Linked DNA regions of Mus musculus: region 1 is linked to region 2. The links are chromatin loops, found by intact Hi-C in ENCODE. Cell type or tissue: left cerebral cortex. All regions are shown on one strand. Each heading gives the region's core, and the rest is flanking DNA. Links, peaks and the distances in the headings are about the cores only. Region 1 holds the start of Otx1 (orthodenticle homeobox 1). Region 2 overlaps Ehbp1 (EH domain binding protein 1).

Region 1 (9,760 bases), core at 901-8,900, 190 kb after region 2:
CCCCACTCTGCCTGAATTCAGGTGCCTGCCTTCCGCCTGGCCACTGACTCACACCTGGTTTCCAGCAGGCTGCTAACCTGCAGCTCCAATCTTCTAGAAGTGTTTACAAAGTAGGGTTTGGGGCATGAAACCCTCACCTCCTCAGCCAAACTCCCCCAGCGAACAGTACCTAGTGGTCCGGTTAACGCGGTTTGCTGGGATTTTAGGAAACTGGATTAGGCGGGAAGGGGAGGGCAGGTTGCAAGTGCTCTGAGCCCCTCCGGGTGTTTACTGGCCTCCTGCCCCATGCAGACTGGCAGAAGACCGAGGCCCAGAAGCGACGGGAACAGCTCCTGCTGGATGAACTAGTAGCCCTGGTGGACAAGCGAGACGCCCTTGTCAGGGACCTGGACGCCCAGGAGAAGCAGTGAGTGGGGCTGTGGGGTGTGGTCTAGGGGAAACCACAGACCAAGGGGACAAGAAGTTTATAGAAAGTTCATTTCGGGAATCTGAGAGGTCCGGTGCCTTTGTGCCCCCCCTTGCCGCAAGGAATCCAGATAGTTTGTGTGAGAACGATGTGCCGCGCTCCCCTTCAGGAGGAAAAATAATTCTGTCTTTCCTGTTTGTCTAACATCCAGGGCCGAAGAAGAAGACGAGCATTTGGAGCGAACTCTGGAGCAAAACAAAGGCAAGATGGCCAAGAAGGAGGAGAAGTGTGCTCTTCAGTAGTAGTAGCCTTGGACCAGACCTCTCCCCCACTACTTGAGTCTTAGGTCCCCAGGCCAGAAGCAGACTGGTTGACTTAAAACTTTTTAACATTTTGTTTGCCTGGATTGTACTTCTGGACCCACCCCTCCCCCATTTCCTCTTCTCCAGATAATACACAGAGCTCCAGATAGCTTTAAAGACTCTTTGAGTTAATCATGAAATCATTCTTGAAATCCTGTGAAGTAGATTTGCGCAGACACCCCGTGAATGACTGGTACTGAAGATGCTCAAGAAACTGTCCAAAAAGGAGGGAGACTCCCTGGTTATCGCCCCTTCTGTTTTGGATGGGATGAGAATCTGAAACATGTTTGTTGTAGTATTGTTGGTAATAGCGAAATGACAGTGGGTGGGGGGGCAAAGGGGAGTAAGAAAATGTCATGATTTTTTTTTCCAATCCCGCAGTATGTATGTGACACTGTTACTTAAATCTCATAGTTAGATCTTAGTCTGTGTATTGACGAAGCTGTGTTCCATTTGCCAGTGGGATTTTCTGCAGTTGTTTACAATTCACATAAAGATAATAAAGTTCCTCTCTGCTCTCCTCAGAGGATGGCCCTGTAAGGTAGCCTGAGACAAACCTGGGGTTTGAAAGGTGACCTGGGAGAACAGCTCTGTTCAATGTGCAGCAGTTTACAAAGACAGCTCATCAGCTGATGATGCACCATCTTATACTCTGAATAATTATTTATTACATCTTGCTTGGTTCCTACTTTTTGTTGGGGCTCAACATTGGCTCAAGAATGCTGTTAATATTTATTCTGTATTGATAAAAGTCTGTCTTGGCACTACAAGTAAATATCCCATTACATCTTCTCTAGCATAGCACTGTGTGTTTTGTGAAAATGGTTATGTTTATTTATTACAATACTGAGTCATATATAAATTTTCAATAAAAGCAGAAACTTTCTTACCTTAAACCCTGCTGCAATTTATTTCCTTGCAATGAAAACTTGAGTGGAAGTTTGTGTGTCTTTCCATTGTGAAGACTTTCCATGTGGAATCCAGCCCAGGACACCGGACTGTATTTGGAGCTGACACTGATCCAGAGGAGCTCTGCTCTCACAGAATGCAAATTGCAAAGTCATTAGTCACATTCTTAAGGAGTGTAAACTGTCCTCTGGAAAGAGTCATCTCTCTGAAAGAGTCCAGGAAATGTATAGCTCCACACCACTGGGGGGGAATGCATCGTGATGAATTTTCCGGGTCCTATGTAGGAGAATTTCTTCCCACCATAACCAGCAAGTCTGTAGGTACTGAAAAGAAAGGGAGTGGGCTACGGTTGGGGGAGGGGTTGTGCGGATATGTGCATTTGAGATGGAAGAAAGAGAATTGTAGCAATTTCTATGCCACCGGTAAAAATGGGCTCTTCTATATTGGGAGTCCGAACAAAGAAAGCTCCTTCAACAAGTCCGGAAACTTACTTACGGGAAACACTGGCATCTTCTTTAGCCACATCTCTCTGTTTATTCACTCTCTCTCTCTCTCTCTCTCTCTCTCTCTCTCTCTCTCTCTCTCTCTCTCTCTCTCACACACACACACACACACACACACACACACACACACACACACACACACTTTACTCGAAAAGTATACTGCCATTTCCACTTACTCGTATTTCAAAATAGTAAAAACTTACTACAATTCCCTAATAGCAAAGAATTTTCTTTTTCTTTCTGATGAAAAGCTATTGGAACTAAATGAAATCGAGTCTTTGTCCTCTTTATGAGAGCAGATCAGCAAGTTGCTACTCTCTGGGGAAAATTAAGAATCCAACCCATCCCAGGTAGGAAATTCACCGCCTGGCCCCGGAGCACCCTGGGGATCGGTTTAGGGTGGATTGGAGAAACCTTCCCTTTTCCAGGGGCCTCTCAGAAAGGCGCTTTCCCTTTCTCCCAGGCCCGCCCCAGACCTTCCAGGTGGCCAAACTCCCCTAGCTTTGCTAGTGATTGGGGGCCCCTCCTGCTTGGTTCCCAGCCTCGTGGGGTTTCCCTCTGCAGCGCCCGAACGCCCCTCAGCGGCGGTGGAGCGTGGCCCGGGTTTGGGCCGCAGCCTAGGAGTCGCGTTACTGCAGCTCAGCACAGTGCCTGGAGTCCCGCTCCTTAGGGCAAGCAAGAACCCAGCCGGCCAGCGGACAGAAACCTAGAAAGCCCACTCAGTGTGGAGAGACAAAGGATCAGGGCCGCCGGGTGTGGGGGTGGGGGGAGGATGGAGGAGTTTGTGGAGGGCGGGTGCAGAACTTTCTCCTGGCCAGGGGTCCAAGCCCCTTCCAGTCCCAAGTGTTTCTAGAGTCATGCCTCTACAGTGTGTGTGAGATTACTTAGATGCTGCACCCAGCTGGCCGATGGGCCTTAAACTGAGCCACCACCACCCACTTCTCCAACACTGGCCCTACTGTGCCCTGGATGCACAAGTATCCTTTGAGAGAACTGTCGAAGCTTCTGGACCAGTACCCCCGACCCGTACCTTTGCCTAGCAAAGGCTGCCTCAGTCTTCTGAGCTGAATTCAAGAAACTTCTCTCTCTCTCTCTCTCTCTCTCTCTCTCTCTCTCTCTCTCTCTCTCTCTCTCTCTCTCTCTCTCTCTCCTCCCCTCCCCCCACCCCCTCTGCTGCTTCTTTCTCCTTAATCCCAAGGTTTTACAGGATGAGCATTAAGAAAATTCGCCTCCAATTTGGGATTAGATAAATACTCTCGTGGCGCAGCGGGGCGGGGCGGGGGGTGGTGGCGGTAGGGTCCTTGCCACTCGATTCCTCCCATTTCCCTGAAAATGAAGGGAGACAGCATCAAGAAGCCACAGCGACCGACTCCCTCGCAGTGGGCCTTAGGGACCTCGCCGGCACATTCCTATGCGTACAGCCGCCCCACTTCTTCAAGCCTGACCCAGGCGAAGTTCTAAGACTGCCAACGAACCCGCCCCAAAGAGGCCAGAGTAGCAGAGTTTTCTAGCCAGGACGGGCGCCCCGGGCCTCAGAGGGCCAACCCAGGCTCACAGCCTGGAGACCCAGACAGGGATGCCTTCAGTTCACTCCCCAGGACGTCAACATTTTCGTGCCCGCCAAACTAGTGCACCCTAGCCTGCGCCTTTCCCTGGAAAAGGGGGCAGGAGTATATTTCGTTTCTTTCTTTAAACTCAGGAAAGTCCCGGTGGCTGAGACTGATCGTCTGTCTGCCTTGGGGTCTACTTCTGGTAGGGACCTGAGAGCCTAAGGTGTGTGCTCACTCCGGCCAGCGCTGTGCTCTGCGCTGTTTCTTTTCTGCCTGCAGGTTTATCTCTCTCACTCTCATTTCCCCCCTTTCCCCGCGTTCTTTTATTCTGCTTTCTCTTTCTCTCGCTTTTGTGAATGGGCCGCGGTGTCTTTGTTCTGGAGAGAAGCGCCCGTGTCGCTGACTTTTGTGAACCAGAGAAGGATCTTGTAAAACCTCCTTTTCTCCTCCGTAGTCCCCTCTCACACCCCTCCTTCCCTGCCCCTTTGATTAGATGTTCCCTCATCGTTCAAAAAAAAAAATGTAATTTCGTTAGTCTGGCGGCCACTTTCTTTGAACATTAGCTCGCTTTCAGCTCCAACTTCAATTAGAAGGAGTTGATTTTGAGAGACCAACAAAAGAACCGACCAAAGCCTTATTAAAGGTCCTAAGAAGATCTCTCGGTCCTTTGAGAAGCAGTTAAGGAAACAGTGTGCCCTCCGTCATATTCTGTTACCGTATTTTATTCGGACTCCAAAGAAAAGTGTCGCGTGGGGGAGGGGAGAAGCACTTTGATGAGCGGCAGTCGCGGCCCTTTTCACTCAGCGGGCTCCCCCCTTCCTTCTGGTCGCCCCGCACCCGGTCAGCGACCACAGCGGACCGCGCGGCCTGGGCATCGCGGTGCTCCGCTCTACCTTGCTCTCGGCGGCTGCCGAACTCACCCACGCACATACTGTGGTTCAAACTTTTCGCCCGCCTGTTGGGGTGAGAACGGCAGAAGATGAGGAAAAAGAACTAGGAAAGAGTGTAAGTGTGGTCCCTAGTATTCAGTAGGAGATGCCATGTAAAAATATTGCCTTGTTCGGGGTTGGGCCGAAAATACTCTTCCCTCTCGCTTTGAAAAGTACACACAAGAAGACGATCTCAGCAAGTTTATTCGGCTGGAAACTGGGGTCTGCCAGTAAGAACAATCCGGGGAAATTGTTTCGAGGAGGCTCCTCCAGTAAGGTGTAGAAAATGAAGTGAGAGGGATCGGGGTGTGTAGCCACATTTTCCACCAGACTGTTCGTTGTAGGTGGAGATCTGGAAAGACTGACAGATTGTGAAAAAGAAAGTTTTCTATCAAATCCATGAGAGAGAGAGAGAGAGAGAGAGAGAGAGAGAGAGAGAGAGAGAGAGAGAGAGAGAGAATGTAAGGAGATTTGAGTTCCAACGGTTCCGAAGAAGCTTTTAGGACTTGCGAACACCTTTGGTGAGACTGCCTGGGAGCCCCTGGAAACGCTGTGCAGCTGGGAATTGGCGGCGCCTCCCCTGCCGGTGCTCTTTCTGGGCGCAAGAGTCCCGGGTCGCCGCAGGGCGCCCTGCGCGCCGAGAGCTGCACCCCCACTCCCGGCTCCGCTCAGCAGCCCGCGCCGGCGGCGACCGCTGGTTGTGGGGGAGCGGAGGAGGAGTTGCTGGGGCCCCAGGGAGCATCAAGGAGTGCCAGGGGCCAGCACGCCCCGAGTCCTCGGCCTGGGAAGCCTGGCTCCCACAGTGCGGCAGAGCCTGGCGGCGCGCGCGCGCGAGCAGGAACCGGTTATCCAGCAGCTTGACGCCACTCCTCCGGAGCGCGGCCCGGGCAAGGGGAGGGCGGGGGCCCTCGGGCGAGCCTTGGGACCCGGGGCCCCCTCTGTGCCAGCAACTCCGGCGCAGCCTTCGCCCTCCTCAACTCGTTCTGAGCGGAATTTGCCAACCTAGACCCAGAGTTAGCGCGCGACCGGGGCGGGGCCGGCGCGCGGGGAGGGAGGAGGTGGGGGCGAGGGAGGGCGGGGGCGCGCGGAGGTAACCCGGGCTCGCCATTGCCCAGCTCCCTGTCACTCAGTCCGCTCTAGGCCCCCTATTGGAGGCCGAGCCCCGTTACGCACTCGCCTCGCGTTCACATACCCGGGGAGGGCAGTAGAAAGGTGATCAATCTTCATCAGGCTACATTTCCAATCACCTAAACAACCGAGCAAGACAAGCCACTCCGACAAGGTAAATTGCTTGATTTATTTAGTTTGCCAAGTGACTATGCAGGATTTCTCCAGTCCCTACCGCCTCCGGCTTGCTCCGAGAGAGTGCAGCTGCCAGCGCAAGCCACCTCCTAACTCTGTCCCTCGAACACCCCCTACTCACCCACCCCACCCCCCGGGTCCCGGGCGAGGCCAGGTCTTGAGAGGAAAAGCATGTGGGACTTTGCAACAAAGTGTTTGAGCAATAAAGTGAAACCTGGAGGTACACGCACAGAGCTCCTAGAAAAAATGCAGGAGACGGGAAGAGGGAAGTTGAGGGAAGAGGAAAGCCTAGGGTCCCGCCGTCTCCGGGGTAATACCTGTGCGCCTCCGTTTTGCAGGTTGGCTGCCGGCGAGTCTCGGTGAAGGCGAGAGGTAGATGGTGAAAAGCCGCGACTGCGGAGGGCAGGTAAGGAGGGAGTCGCCGGGCCGCGCGCCACCCCGGGACGATGGTGGCCCCTCTCGTCTCCCCGTCCTCTAATCGACCCCCGCTACCTCTGTCCGGGGCAGGTGGGCGGGGTTGGAGTGAGAGGCCGGGCGCCCCTTGGCTGCCCTGGGGACCCCAGGCCGCTCGGGAGCCGGCCGCCCCCTCCCCCGCCTCCTCCGAAGCTGCGGAACTGGGCTGCTAAGTTAGACGAAAGTACTCGAAAACTCACACCGCAGCCGGGCTTAGCCGCGGAGGCTGCAGGCCTGTGGCCCTTCGGCCCAAGCTCTTTGAATCCTTCCTTTCCGCCTTATGTGCTCGCTGACCTCCCCCCACCCCCTTAGTCTAGGCTGAGGGTCCCCCAGGGCTGAGGCGGGGAAAGGAGTTGGGATGGGGGAGCTGCTTTAGTTTTACCTCCCTTTCTCCCCGGAATCTCCTACCCTTGGGTCCTGGGATGTAGCTTCAAGCCCCCCGCCGGTCCCAGTCATACTCCCAGAACCCCTTCTTTTGCTGGAGCAGAGCTGCGTGGGCTCAGAGTGTCTGCGCCGAGCCTCGCCCTCCCGGTCGGCTGTGCGTGAGCTTTACAACCTGAGGCCTAGTTCCTTGCTCTCCATCGGGTTCATATAGGACGGCCGATGCGACGCGACCTGGCACGCTAGGCCTTCCAAAATCCCTAGAATGTTTGGGGCGCTGGGTTGGCCATCAAATTCTGGTGGGACTCGGTGTGCTTAGCAGACTTGGTAGAAAGAAGGCCCGCCTGTGCGAGCAAAGGAAGAGGGGTGACCGCCTCGGAGGTACCCCTGACCTTGGGCGGCATCCTGAAACTGCCACTTCTACTGTGGTGCCTTTGGCGTCTTCTTGCCGCCTTAGCCTGGCCTGGGCCGCATCTACCCTGGAGGTGCGGTGGGATTCCTGTTCAGCTATCTCTTAGTGCTAGGGGCCCAGAGAGGTCAACTAGAAAGGTGATTGCAGGCTCTGGGGTAGGAGGCAGCGCTGGAGATCTTTGAAGAAATGATGTGGCCAGTGAGCCTTGGCGACCCAAGGTGTATTCACCTTGGGCCTCTGTATTACTTGCCATTTTGTCCCTCTTTCAAAAATATTTCAAACTAAACGAAATAACCCGGTATCTCTGTGCGGCCTGCCCTCCCGGCGCCAAATGAACATTTGCTTGAGCAAATTGCTTCCGCCACACTAAAAAAAAAATTGACTTCACTTGGGATTTTGCACCCTCCGCGGTCCCGGCTCTCACCTCCTCAGCCTGATCACGCTTTAACTTTTCCTTCCTGTTGACACTCGAGGAGTGTCTTTGGCCCTTGTCAAGCCCTAAAAGAGGAAGGAACGATGTGGGAAAAGTTTACTTTCCTGAGAAGCTGTGTAGCTGCCGAGCTAAAGGAGAAGACGTTTCTCGGATTGCCTGCTGTGCAGTTCCTAGCACGCGCCCCCTCCCCATTCAAGGATTAGAGGAGCTGAAAGCCAAACTGACTGCGGGTGAAGGTTTCCATGTGTCTGCTGTCTCCCTAGGCCAGGCCCCCAGAAGCAACAGCTTGAAGGACTTCGCAGTGGGAGCCCTGAACTGCTCCTGGCCTCAGGCCCCCTGGATCCGTCGGGGCACCTCCACCCGGCTGTTAGCATGATGTCTTACCTCAAACAACCCCCATACGGCATGAACGGGCTGGGCCTAGCTGGCCCTGCCATGGACCTCCTGCACCCCTCCGTGGGCTACCCTGGTGAGCAGTGGCCCTCTGCCCCTACCCTCAAACCTCTGTAAATATTGGGGGATTCCATCCTCTACAGTTTGAGCCCACACAGTCCCTAAACAGACCCAGGAAGGTGATTAGCTCGCCGCCTGTTGCCTTGCTCTGTAGAAAGTGCAGCCTACAACTTTTGAGCTTGTGGTGCCTGCAACCTGGCTCCTCTTGTGTCCCACTTGCTAGGGAGGGCAGGTTTATCCCTCCCCCTGCCCCCGGATTTATTTCCCTCAGTTGCTTTTTTTAAAAATATAAAAAATAAAACCTTTCCCTGGTCCAACATTTCATGAGGAATCTGGACACTCACTAGGCCCTAACATAGCCAAATTTTTCTTATGTCTAGCTTCCCTGAGAAGTAGGGTTTTTTTTTTTTCTCCATAGAGAAACCTCAAGACCAGTGATTTGTCCCAACTCTTCTGGCATGATGGGGGACTCCAGCTGAGCCCTGGGTTTCTTTTCTAGATCCTACTTATTTAACATGAGTTTATTCTCTTGGAAAAAGTGACCCCTGGTCCTGTTTCTGTCCACCTCTGCTCTATTAACTGCCTCTCAGTTAGGGAGCGTGTGGGTTTAGGGAGATGAGAAGGAAAGGGTGGCTTTGTTTTTAACCGCATGAGAGGTACAGAGGGTGAAGGCCCTAAGGTTCTAGACTGGGGCCTTTAGTAGAATAAGTACACTTTGTTCCACCTGTGGCCAGGGGAGTTTTCGTTTGCTCGGAGCTCGGCCCTTTCTTTCTATGGCGGGGGTTCTGAACCTACCAGAAGACTTACTTGTGGCCTCTAGCACCAGTCCTTGTGGTCCACCGCTGACTCCAGGCGCTCTCGCATGTCCCCTCAGCCACCCCGCGGAAGCAGCGACGGGAGCGCACCACCTTCACGCGCTCACAGCTGGACGTGCTCGAGGCGCTGTTCGCAAAGACTCGCTACCCAGACATCTTCATGCGCGAGGAGGTGGCACTCAAGATCAACCTGCCAGAGTCCAGAGTCCAGGTGCGCGCTCCTGGGGCTCTAGGGGTAGGGTAGGGACGCAGGAACCGGTCTGGAAAGATCTGGCCTAGGCTGTCTGATGTTGGGGCCCTCTCACTGACTGCACAGCCCCTCTCCAACTCCCCCTAGCGCTGGGCGTAAGTCTGATAAAAGGGGTAACATTAAAAGGAATGGCTTAGAGCCCAGTATCTATTCCTTATCGCCTGGGCGCTTTCAATATTGAAAGTCGTTTTGTTTTTGGTTTGGGGGAGGCCAGCCATGTTCCCCGGATGTAACTTTCTCTGAAAGTTCGATAAGGGTCTGCTTCTTTGGCTACTACAGAACTGAGGCCTTAGCTCTGAGGCCTTTCTTTCACACCCTTGCCATTCGTCCCGGGGATTCTAAAAGTGCAAGATGGAACTTGGCCACAGCCTAGTGCTCTCTGCCTGGGAATGCGTTCCGCCGGCAGTTTCTGTCTGGTTAGGGAGTTTTCTGCAGCCGAATGGACGTCGAGTGCAAAATCCAGATGCTTGCTTTTCTATTTCTGAGATGAAACGTTCAGAAAAATCGAGTTCTGACTTAGTTTAATTCTTTCTTTACGGTCTTTCGTTTAAACTTCTTTCCCGAAGGCTCGAGAAGGGTCTGGGAATGCAATGCACTGTGCC
Region 2 (9,504 bases), core at 1-8,000:
TATATATATATATATATATATATATACACACACACACACATATATACACACACACATATATATATCCGTATATATATAACATTTGGATTTTTTCTTTAATTTGACTTTACTTTTCCATGTGAAAGTTTTGTATCTTCCTGCTAATTTAAAGCAGCTATGTATTAAAAAGTATTTTTGTCAATTTACAAACTGCAGCTAAACCACTATGCATTGTAAATATCCACTAAGTATACAGTTTCATTCTTAGTAAATTCGGAGTGACATGCTTAAGCTTTACTGCCTACAGCCTTCTTAGTTTCTGTACCCCAGTAAGATGTGTGGTGTGACAGTCTGTGACTCAGATCTGCAAAGGAACAATGTACAAGCAAAATTTATAACCCTTTGTCATACGACCAACTTAGTGGCTGGAAATAATCAAAAGGAAAATTATTCTTGTGTTAACAGAATGACTTGTTTTGCTTTAGAATTGTTCTTTGTTTGAACATGTCTTGGTATGAGTGTTAGGTTGCTGCTCATATTTAGAAACATTTATAGTTAGCATTATTTACCTTATTTTAAATGTGCATCATGTTTGTCCTTTTCAGACTTTTTGCATAAGTGTTTATAGAACTGATGTTTTCTCCTATGTATAAAGATGTTTGCTAACTCCAACTTTTCCTAGTGGTTGGGTTCTTCGCAGGCACCAGTGAGCTCTTTCACAAGTGTGAGCCATGAGAGGGCTCTGTTTCTGCAGCAGTGACTCTGGGTTAGAATCCATGCCACTGATAGCTTGACTCAGTGAAAGGCTAGAGGGCTTCAGATTATTAGACAAAACCAGTCCTTCAGCAGGGCTTCTACAGTGGCCTTGTTCATTCAAGGACGGTTCTTGTGGCAAGGTTCAGAGTTGAGTTTAGAGGCAGGTTTCAATGCAGACATGTCAACAAGTAGGTCGTATAAAATGAAAGTGATGACTGGGGGTGACAAAATGAAATCAAGTTAACTGGAACCACCTGAAATCGTCAGTTTAATTTGGTAGGGGATGGGAAGAAGGATTCTGAACAAGCAGCGATACTTTGTAAATAATGACTCTGCGTTACATATGAGCCACTAACAAAAGGGAGGCACAAAAGACTCGATTGCCTTGTTTGTTTTTTTATTTTGCATTGGGAGGAAAAAGTAGGAGAGGGGTATAATTTAGGTCTGATAGAAAGAAATGGGAGCTGCCAAACGTGCTAGGAAGGAGGGGAAATGAGTGGGTAAAGAATCTGCACTGGTTACAGGGAATGCCTGTGAGCTTAGCACAGTGTCTGAAGTCTTGCTTACTTTAAAATTTTATACAAGTTCATTCGCCCTCAGTATTTCTTATTCTTGCTCCACACCCAGGCTCCATCCTTCATCTTTATTCTCTTTGTAAGTTGCTTTCATTAGCGACTGAGGGGTAAAATGGAGATCAGAGAACTGACTTGAGACCCGAGCTGTCTTCTCTGCTCTGTAGTTGGTGCTTCCTAGATTATTTACAGCATTTCTCCCCTACACATCCTTGTTTGTCTCTGTGTTGGTGGACCTGATGACTGAAAACCTCAAGTCAGTCAGAGGGTAGCTTCAATCAGATTATTGGTTTTGACTGATTTTAACTTTTAAATCAAGCAGGAATTGCAAGAATCTAAATTGCCTTAACTACTATTTCTTGATGGACAGGCAAAGTAATTTAATTTATAAAATGACTTTATAACAAGCATGAAAGGATAGATAGCACTGGCATTTCTTTGTGACTGAGGTATAGTAGCACACATCCAGGAGGGTGCTGATTTATAAATGTGTATTCTCAGTGTCTGGTGCAGTCTGGGGTTTAGATACCCTGAGCTTGGGAGAGCTCTTCTTGTAATATGATTACTTTTTATACTATAGGATTTTATTTTTAATGTCTTTGTGTATTTAATTATTTTAAAATTATGATTACTTTTGCTGTATTTAATATGAAGTTTTTTTTTAACGCTCTTTTTCATCCTACCAAAATTTAGCTTGCCATCCCATCAAAATAGATAAATCCAAAAAGCCCATTTTGGATAAGTATAATATTTTCAAAGTTTCTAAGTTGAATAAACTCTTTACTTTCCACTGAAACTTTTTTTTATTGTTTTGAGCCTAAACATGAACAAATTCTTTTTTAAACATATGTGTATTTAAATAAGCAACACTTCATATCTTTTCTTCATAAAGTGAAATATTTCCTTAATGCTAACACAACCCTAGTCACTTCTCTGCCAAAGCAAACAGAAGAATGAACGCTTTATTAATCATCCGTAACTAACGTGGGTACACAGAGAAGAAAATCAAATCTGTTTTTGACAAGAACCTTTTGATGGAATTAGAAAGAGAGAGAGAGAGAGAGGGAGAGAGAGAGAGAGAGAGCGCAAGAGAGCACCGTTCTTTCTCTTCTCCTGAAGAGAGACTTCACCTCCCCGTGGGTCTCTTGTCATTTGTGAACATAAAGGAAGGTTAGGTCTTTATTTTCACTGCTGCACACAAATGGCAACAAGTCAAAACTTGGAAGAACTTTAAATAAAAGTGGCATTCTCCTGCCTCCTCCCTTCCTTCCAGCTCCAGCTCCACATCATAGAGGTGTAGCTTTTCATCCCAGTTCCAGTTCTCTTCTCCTCCGTTGTAGCTCTGAAGGACGCCTATTTAGTGAGTTGGTAACCTCACATAACAGTTACTGCATTTCTGGTTCAGGTTTCACATGCCTGCCTGGAAGCATTTCAAAAATAAAAATAGGTCACAAGGAGGTGTTCTCTGATGATTTCTTCACCCCACCGTCTTCCTTCCTCCGACTCCTCCAGGGTTCAACACTGGTTGCCACCAGGCTCACTGCTGCTCCAAGCTCAGCCTCTCCTATGATCCCGCACTCACTCTCCACACCCACTCTCCGACTTCTCCACAGTCCTCATACTCAAATCTACTTTATATGTATATTTTGAGGCTTCTTTGTTATTAGAGTTTGTATTAATATAGAGTCAGCCTAGGCAAACATTATATTTTCTTCTTAAAGATGTAGAAAATTCACAGAAAAATAAAAATATGCGTTGGCCGGATATTCTGGCACATACTGATAGCCCTAGCTCCTGGGAGGGCCGGGGCTAGGTTTGTGACTTTGAAACCAGCCTGGACTATCTAAGGGCCCTGTGAGAAGACAAACATCAAGAAAAACAAATCTTTATAGGCTCAAGTAATTCCTTCTGGTTTTCCCTTGTTTGGTTTTTCTACTGTGGGTCAGTGGTCTTTGATAAAAACTAGGCTTCCTACCCTTCTTTTATGGGTAGGAATAAGAATTTTGACTTTAAAAAGCTGAAAGAATAGGCAAATAGAGCAGTCTTGATTTTCTGTGCAAACAAATTTACCCTTTCTTTAAAAGACTATTAAAAGCAACGTAACAGAGATGAGTTGTGTTACAGTTGTCTTCTCTGCCCTTCTGCCCCTTCTTGGCTCCTCTGGGCCTGCCCCCTCTGTTCTCGCCATACCGCTTCAAGACAACCCATCCCTCCAGCCATCTTTTCCTAGGAGATAATCTCAATTTAAAATGGTAATCAGGATAAAAATGGAACTCGGCATTTAATTTTAGAATGAACCGTTTACTAGAATATATCAATTACTTCAGAGATTCCTGTACTGATTTTAGTCCATTTTAAACAGCTTGTTTGGGGCCCTGCCTGGAAATAATCATGAAACTGTGTGACTGTCTAAACCTAAGTCTGTCTTCTCAGCATTTTATGAATTAGGTTTGTTAACTTCTGTCACTCTGGAAAGTCGTGTATCTGTAGTTAGGTTGGAATGCCCAATTACACAGCAGGCATATTAGACTGTGGGTCATAAAAATCTGTAACTAGGAGGTATTCCAAGACTGTCGAAAGGCTTGGCCTTCTGAGGCTGCCCAACTGTGCCCTGATGAACTGACTTCTCCTTAGTGTAGAATTTCCTGTTTTCTGCCCAGTCAACTAAAAAATAAGCACGCTTGTGTGTTGACTTTAGTCTCCAGTCAGTCTTACCGGAGTTGAAGGTTTCACTCTTTTTCAGAATATAATAAACAGTATACTGATAAGTTTCTCTTTGTGAAATATTTATTTTCGTGTCACTGTGTTATTTTTCAAACGGATCAATATCATTCCTGATTTTAAATGTTAAAAAAATACTGTTTCCTATATGTCACTGTTTCTAAGCTATCATTAAATTATTAATATTTATTCAGTAAAAATGGTTACTGTTTTGCCATTGAAGTTACTTGACCACAGAACATTCCCTTTTTCTATATTTTCATGTGTAGGGTATTTTTTTTTAACCTTTTAAAATAAGACAAAGTACTTCTAAAAACAAAATAAGAATTGCCCCAAGAAGTGTTAAAGCCCATATCTGCTTTGTGTCTTAGAAATTTGGAGCTATCTTTAAAAACACAGAAGGCAGTGGCCATGGACTCTGAAGCTGCCGCTGAAGCTACCAGGCCATAACCATCATCCGAGCAGAGCATGGTCTAACTCTGGTGGGAGGTATTAAGTAGGTCTTGGGGAGACTAAAAAGCCTTGCATGGTTAGCTGGTATTGTGCTGAGAAGGAAATGTCTGACTTAAATCAAGTATTTATCTTTAAGAACTTTTATATAAACTTGAATTTTTCTTAAAATTCTTAAATATTATGGAGCCATTGATATTAAACCAGGAAAACGAAAATTCTATTTAAGATTTTTATTATTTGTCTTAAAAATTAACTTTGTTTCCAGTGAATGCCCTTTATTTTAGAAATTAATTTAGAAATTAGAAACTTAATTGAAAATGTAATATTTGGCCATCTTTTTACTTTAAAAAGGAGTAAAATAATTCTGTCTTGATTTTACTCTTTTCTCGGAGGACTTGCTAGGTTTCCTGTGTCTGTCTTCAGAAATCCATGTTATCTTTTCATACACAGGGCAGAGTAATCCGTACCCTTTGTTCATCTTACCGTGTACACTGATAGGTTTTTAACGATACCAGAGCACACTATTAAATTTTTTGTCTTATTTTTTCCCATATAAAACTTACAGTTTATTAGGATTTTAAAACCTTAAATGAGTCTTAGTTTCTGTAATGTGCAGTGCAGTTCAGTCGCCTGACTCCCCTGCTGTGGGCCGGGCCACCCTTCAGTCTTAAGGCACTTTCACACACCACATATCACTGAAAAACTGTTCTTTCTTGAACACCTCTGCCCTTGACTTCTAATGTACCTTTCTCCCTCCCTCCTTCCCTCCCTCCAGCCCCTCTGTGTCTCTCTCAGTTTTGAAGAACAGGCAGAGGAACAGATCTTTTCTTTTCTCTTGTAAGTTTTCTCCTCTCCAGAAACAAAGTTACCTACCTTTACAAGACTCTAAGGGACAGAGGTATACTGGTTTTATCTTCCCTCCATTCTGTCAGACTTTGGTCCCTGTGAAAGAGTCCTGCTCTCATCTTTAATAAAACAAAGCATAAACAAAAAACCAAGCACTTAGAAAACCTATCTCAGAATTTTTTGTCTCTACCTCGTGAACTTGACTAAACGTGAACACACCATCATCAAGTGCAGAGTTCTCTTTATTTCAAAGGAAGCACTTAAACCTGGTCACAGCTTTTGCTCTGAGCGGTGTATTACTTGTCTGTCATTTCGTTTTTGCGTGCAGTAACCTGGTAGTAGTTGTTATTGCTTGAATTACAGTTTGAGCACCAATAGCATACTGGGCACCACACCAGATAAATCCCAGCCCCACAGGCACAATATGATTGACAGCTATTTTCAGAGAATGGTAGTAGTTGTATAACAGCAAAAGAAACTGGCTTGGAATTTTTATCAACAGTTACCTTAAAGTAACTTGCTAGATAATGTCCTCTAAGTCTGAGGCTTTAGCTTTCAAAAATAGGACCTTTAAGGTCCTTCCTTATCTTTATGAAAAACTAAAGCACACCTTGTGCTGCTCTGCTCGTCAGCCTGTGAAGGGACACATTCCCTTACCTCAGCATGACCTCCCCCCCCCCCACATACACACACCTGTTAATAGTGAATAGAGGACATCCAGAAATGAACTTTGACCTTCACCTAACTAAAACCCAGCCAAAGAGCAATGACAAAAACTGCCAATGAAAACAGGAGAGCTAAAGATAGAATGTTAAGTAACCGCTAAGCCCTGTGAGTTGATTGGTGGTTCTTACCAGGGTGTTAGCTGCTGCAGTACCTCTGACGAGACAGTAGTGCTGAGAGGTGAGAATGGTCTTCAAAACCAAAACCAAACCAGACCAAGCTCTCAGGGACTAAACCACCAACCAAAGAGTACACATGGAGGGACCCATGGCCTCAGCTGCATATGTAGCAGAGGATGACCTTGTTGGACATCAGTGGGAGGAAAGGTCCTTGGTCCTGTGAAGGCTCCATGCTCCAGTGTAGGGGAATGCCAGGGTGGGGAGGCGGGAGTGGCTGGGTGGGTGGGAGGAACACCCTCATAGAAGCAGGGAGAGGGGGGATGGGATAGGGAGTGTGGTGGGGGGGCGCACTGGGAAAGGGGATAACATTTAAAATGTAAATAAAGAAAAATATCCAATGTAAAAAAAGCAACAGACAAGAGCTCAGTTAGATTCTAACTGCTATTACAATAAATGATGTACAATCAGGACCCTACAGAAATAAGAATATATATATGTGTGTGTGTGTGTGTGTGTGTGTGTGTGTGTGTGTGGTGTGTATGTATGTGTGTGTATATATATATATATATATATATATATATATATATATATATGTGTGTGTGTTTGTGTGTGTGTGTGTGTTTGTGTGTGTGTGTGTGTATGTATGTATATATATATATTGAAGGTAAACTTTGGTGCTCAAGAGATAGCTCAGTGGTTTAAGGTTAACTCCAAGCATCTGGGTCAAATTGCTCACAACTGGTCTCTTTGGGCACCCTCATGCATGTGAGTGTTGGAACCCCCTCCCACACAGAAATTGTACCATAAAATTAGAATGTGATCTTTGTGTCATTGAAAACTAAGTATGAGGAAAACACCTCAGTTCTTCTTTGTCTGCATATGTCAGGTGCAAGCAGTATCTGCCTCTTCAGAGACATTTAAATATCAGTGGTTGTGAATTTTAAGAGTGCAAGGGACTAGATATTTCCTTAGTGACGTGACCCAGAAAAGCCAGAGAAAACCTCTGCAATGTAACTTACTTCGCTATAGTGGAGGGATTAAAAACATGCCTACTTCATAGAAGTGTCTCTTAACACATGTTCTTAAACAGACAGCACCTGGCATGATAGATTATTGTTGATGTTGTGTTGAGAAATTAATGGGATAAGCAGTTTACTGTGCGTATAGAAAGCAGTTCAGAGAGCTCTGATGTTGCAGGGTTTCTTTAATCCCTATATGTTTCACACTTTCACATTGATGCTTGGAAAGGAAGGAGCTCTGAACAACACTGCTTACATTATATAGCTCTGTTTTCTTCTTGGTGCTGGGACTGGACCTGGGGGCTTTCTCATGCTAAGCATGCACTCTTGCTCTGACCACTTAAGCACAGGCTGCTAGAGTTTACAAGTGTTCTAGGGTGCTGGTGGGATACCTGTTCAAAGCTCAATGTGCATAATCCTCATTTGAAAACATAGATTGCTTGATTCATTTGATTGTGGTGTCAATTGATTTTTATATTATGCCTTTTATTTGTACAGTATTTTAGAGAATTATGCTGAAACTAAGTAGCATGGTTCAGTTTTAAGTTTAAATGGTTAATCTGCCTTTTTAACTGTAGAAAGTTGAAGGGGTTTTTTTTTTTTTTTTTTCACCCTCAAGCTGAAAAACACTGAGAATTCAGGCTGTACCTGAAACATCACAGAACATGATGGTAATTATCTGTATGAATTTTTTTTTAATTTAAAGAAGATCCCACAAATTGCCCTGAAGCAAGTTCAATCCTATCAAAAGTAGTTCAGTATGCAATTATACTGGAAGCTATGAAATTGGAACATCAGTATGAAGATCTGGGTACCTCTTTATCCTCACCATTCAAGCTTTTAAGTCTCCTGTAGATGAAGAATAGCCTTTTAAAGAATACCCGAGTTACTTGGTTCAAAGGAAAGCAAATCTTTGTGAAAAGTGTGTCACATGGTGCCAGAATCTAGAAAGTCAAGAAAAGCAGTATGCCCCAAAACAAGGGCACTTTACATAGGTGGAATTGGGGGAGTTTTGAAGTTGGTTGTACAAGCTGCTACCTGGAGGAGAGAACAAAGTGTCTATAGGGTTGCCCTATCTCCTTTAGGAGCCACACATTCAATTCAAGACATGTACCTACTCATTAAAACTACTCACAGGGTAGTAGAATGCTAACAAGCTGTTCCATTACAGAACAGCGAGAAGTTCTGTCTGAGGCTTGGGAACATTCAGATGCAGTAGATTTTACTCTAGTGACACACAGCCGTATTTGGGTCTTTCATTTATCCTCTGCTTCGTTGTGCAAACTGAATATTCCATGTGTGTGTGTGTGTGTGTGTGTGTGTGCATGTGGTGGCAATAGAAATGCTTGTATTTTGTATTAGCTATATGTGCTACGCTTTCATCTAGATTGTTCTCATATTGTCTGTCATTCTTTTAAAAAGCAGTTTACCCAATGTGTGTTGTGGCTCATAGCTGTAATCCTAGCTCTAGGGAGGCTTGACGTAAGAGGGGTGCCATGAGTTTGGACCAACCTGGGCTACTTAGTGAGTTCCAGGTAGTCTAGGCTACAATGTGAAACCCTATCACAACAATAAAATCTTCTTAATGATTTTATATATGTGTTATGTGTAGGACAATTGATAATCTTAGGAATTGCAGGTTAAGAAATGACAGGGAGCAGTGGTTCATGGTTTCTAATAGGAGCTGTGCAGAGACCGTACACCTCCTCACTGGGAAACTGTTAGGAAGTGACTGGCACACACTGAGCATGTCATTGCAACTTGTAGGTTTGCCTTTTATTTTGACAAATATTTTCACAAAAAAATGATCACATTCTGTCACATACAGATGTTTTTGAGCAAACACAATTAATGTGCAGCCATCAAGCAGTTTAACATAACCTGGCAGGTAAAGCCTGTGAGGGAAGTTTTGGGCTCACTTTCCTATCAGGCATTTCTGCTATCTCCTTGCATAAGAAGTTCAGTAGAAACAGATTTACAGTAAGCACATACAATAATTACTGTCCAGTCACATATATGGATGTAGCTCCATTCTTCTGCAGGTCAGCGCCATTTGCTGAAGAGCTTCAAGGATTGGTTTTTTTAAATGTCTGTGTGTTTGTATGTGTGTCCATATGGAAATTTGTGTGGAAGTCAGAGACAATTTGAGAGAGTTGGTTCTTTTTTACTACTATGTGAGACTCCGGGATTTAACTCAAGTCTTCAGAAAAGCCAAGCACAGCAGCACACCCTGGTCCTCCTAGAGCAGGAGAATGAAGACAGATGGGCCTGGAAACTGCCGGTCCTCAGGCTAGTCTCCGAGCTCCAGGGCCAGGG

What was found. Hi-C counts contacts between places; a loop is a spot of excess contacts. Peaks named below come from ENCODE experiments on the same cell type or tissue, not always from the same donor. Only the 100,000 strongest peaks of a DNase experiment are listed, where the experiment ranks them.
Region 1: it touches region 2 in a loop (3-fold over the local background); 11 of 42 quality-filtered maps call a loop at or near these places.

Annotation. Positions count from the first base shown.
Region 1 is chr11:21,997,729-22,007,488 of GRCm38, reverse strand. It overlaps Otx1 (orthodenticle homeobox 1), which reads left to right and starts at 5,838. Exons shown (of 5, transcript NM_011023.3): 1 at 5,838-5,941; 2 at 6,300-6,367; 3 at 7,904-8,109; 4 at 8,968-9,119. The coding sequence starts at 8,013. It overlaps Ehbp1 (EH domain binding protein 1), which reads left to right. Exons shown (of 25, transcript NM_153078.4): 24 at 292-406; 25 at 618-1,664. The coding sequence ends at 708. Gm32517 (a long non-coding RNA gene) reads right to left here and starts at 8,990. Exons shown (of 3, transcript XR_003949861.1): 1 at 8,901-8,990; 2 at 7,632-7,705; 3 at 6,905-7,055. In left cerebral cortex, for the core only: a CTCF peak has its summit at 5,820; DNase peaks (open chromatin) are centred at 6,356, 7,060, 7,748, 8,215 and 9 more places; H3K4me3 peaks cover 4,037 bases; H3K27ac peaks cover 1,981 bases.
Region 2 is chr11:22,191,372-22,200,875 of GRCm38, reverse strand. All of the region lies in intron 5 of Ehbp1 (EH domain binding protein 1), which reads left to right. Among named protein-coding and RNA genes, the nearest start is that of Ehbp1, 91 kb to the left of the region's middle. In left cerebral cortex, for the core only: no CTCF peak of the experiment used is centred there; DNase peaks (open chromatin) are centred at 2,677 and 3,648.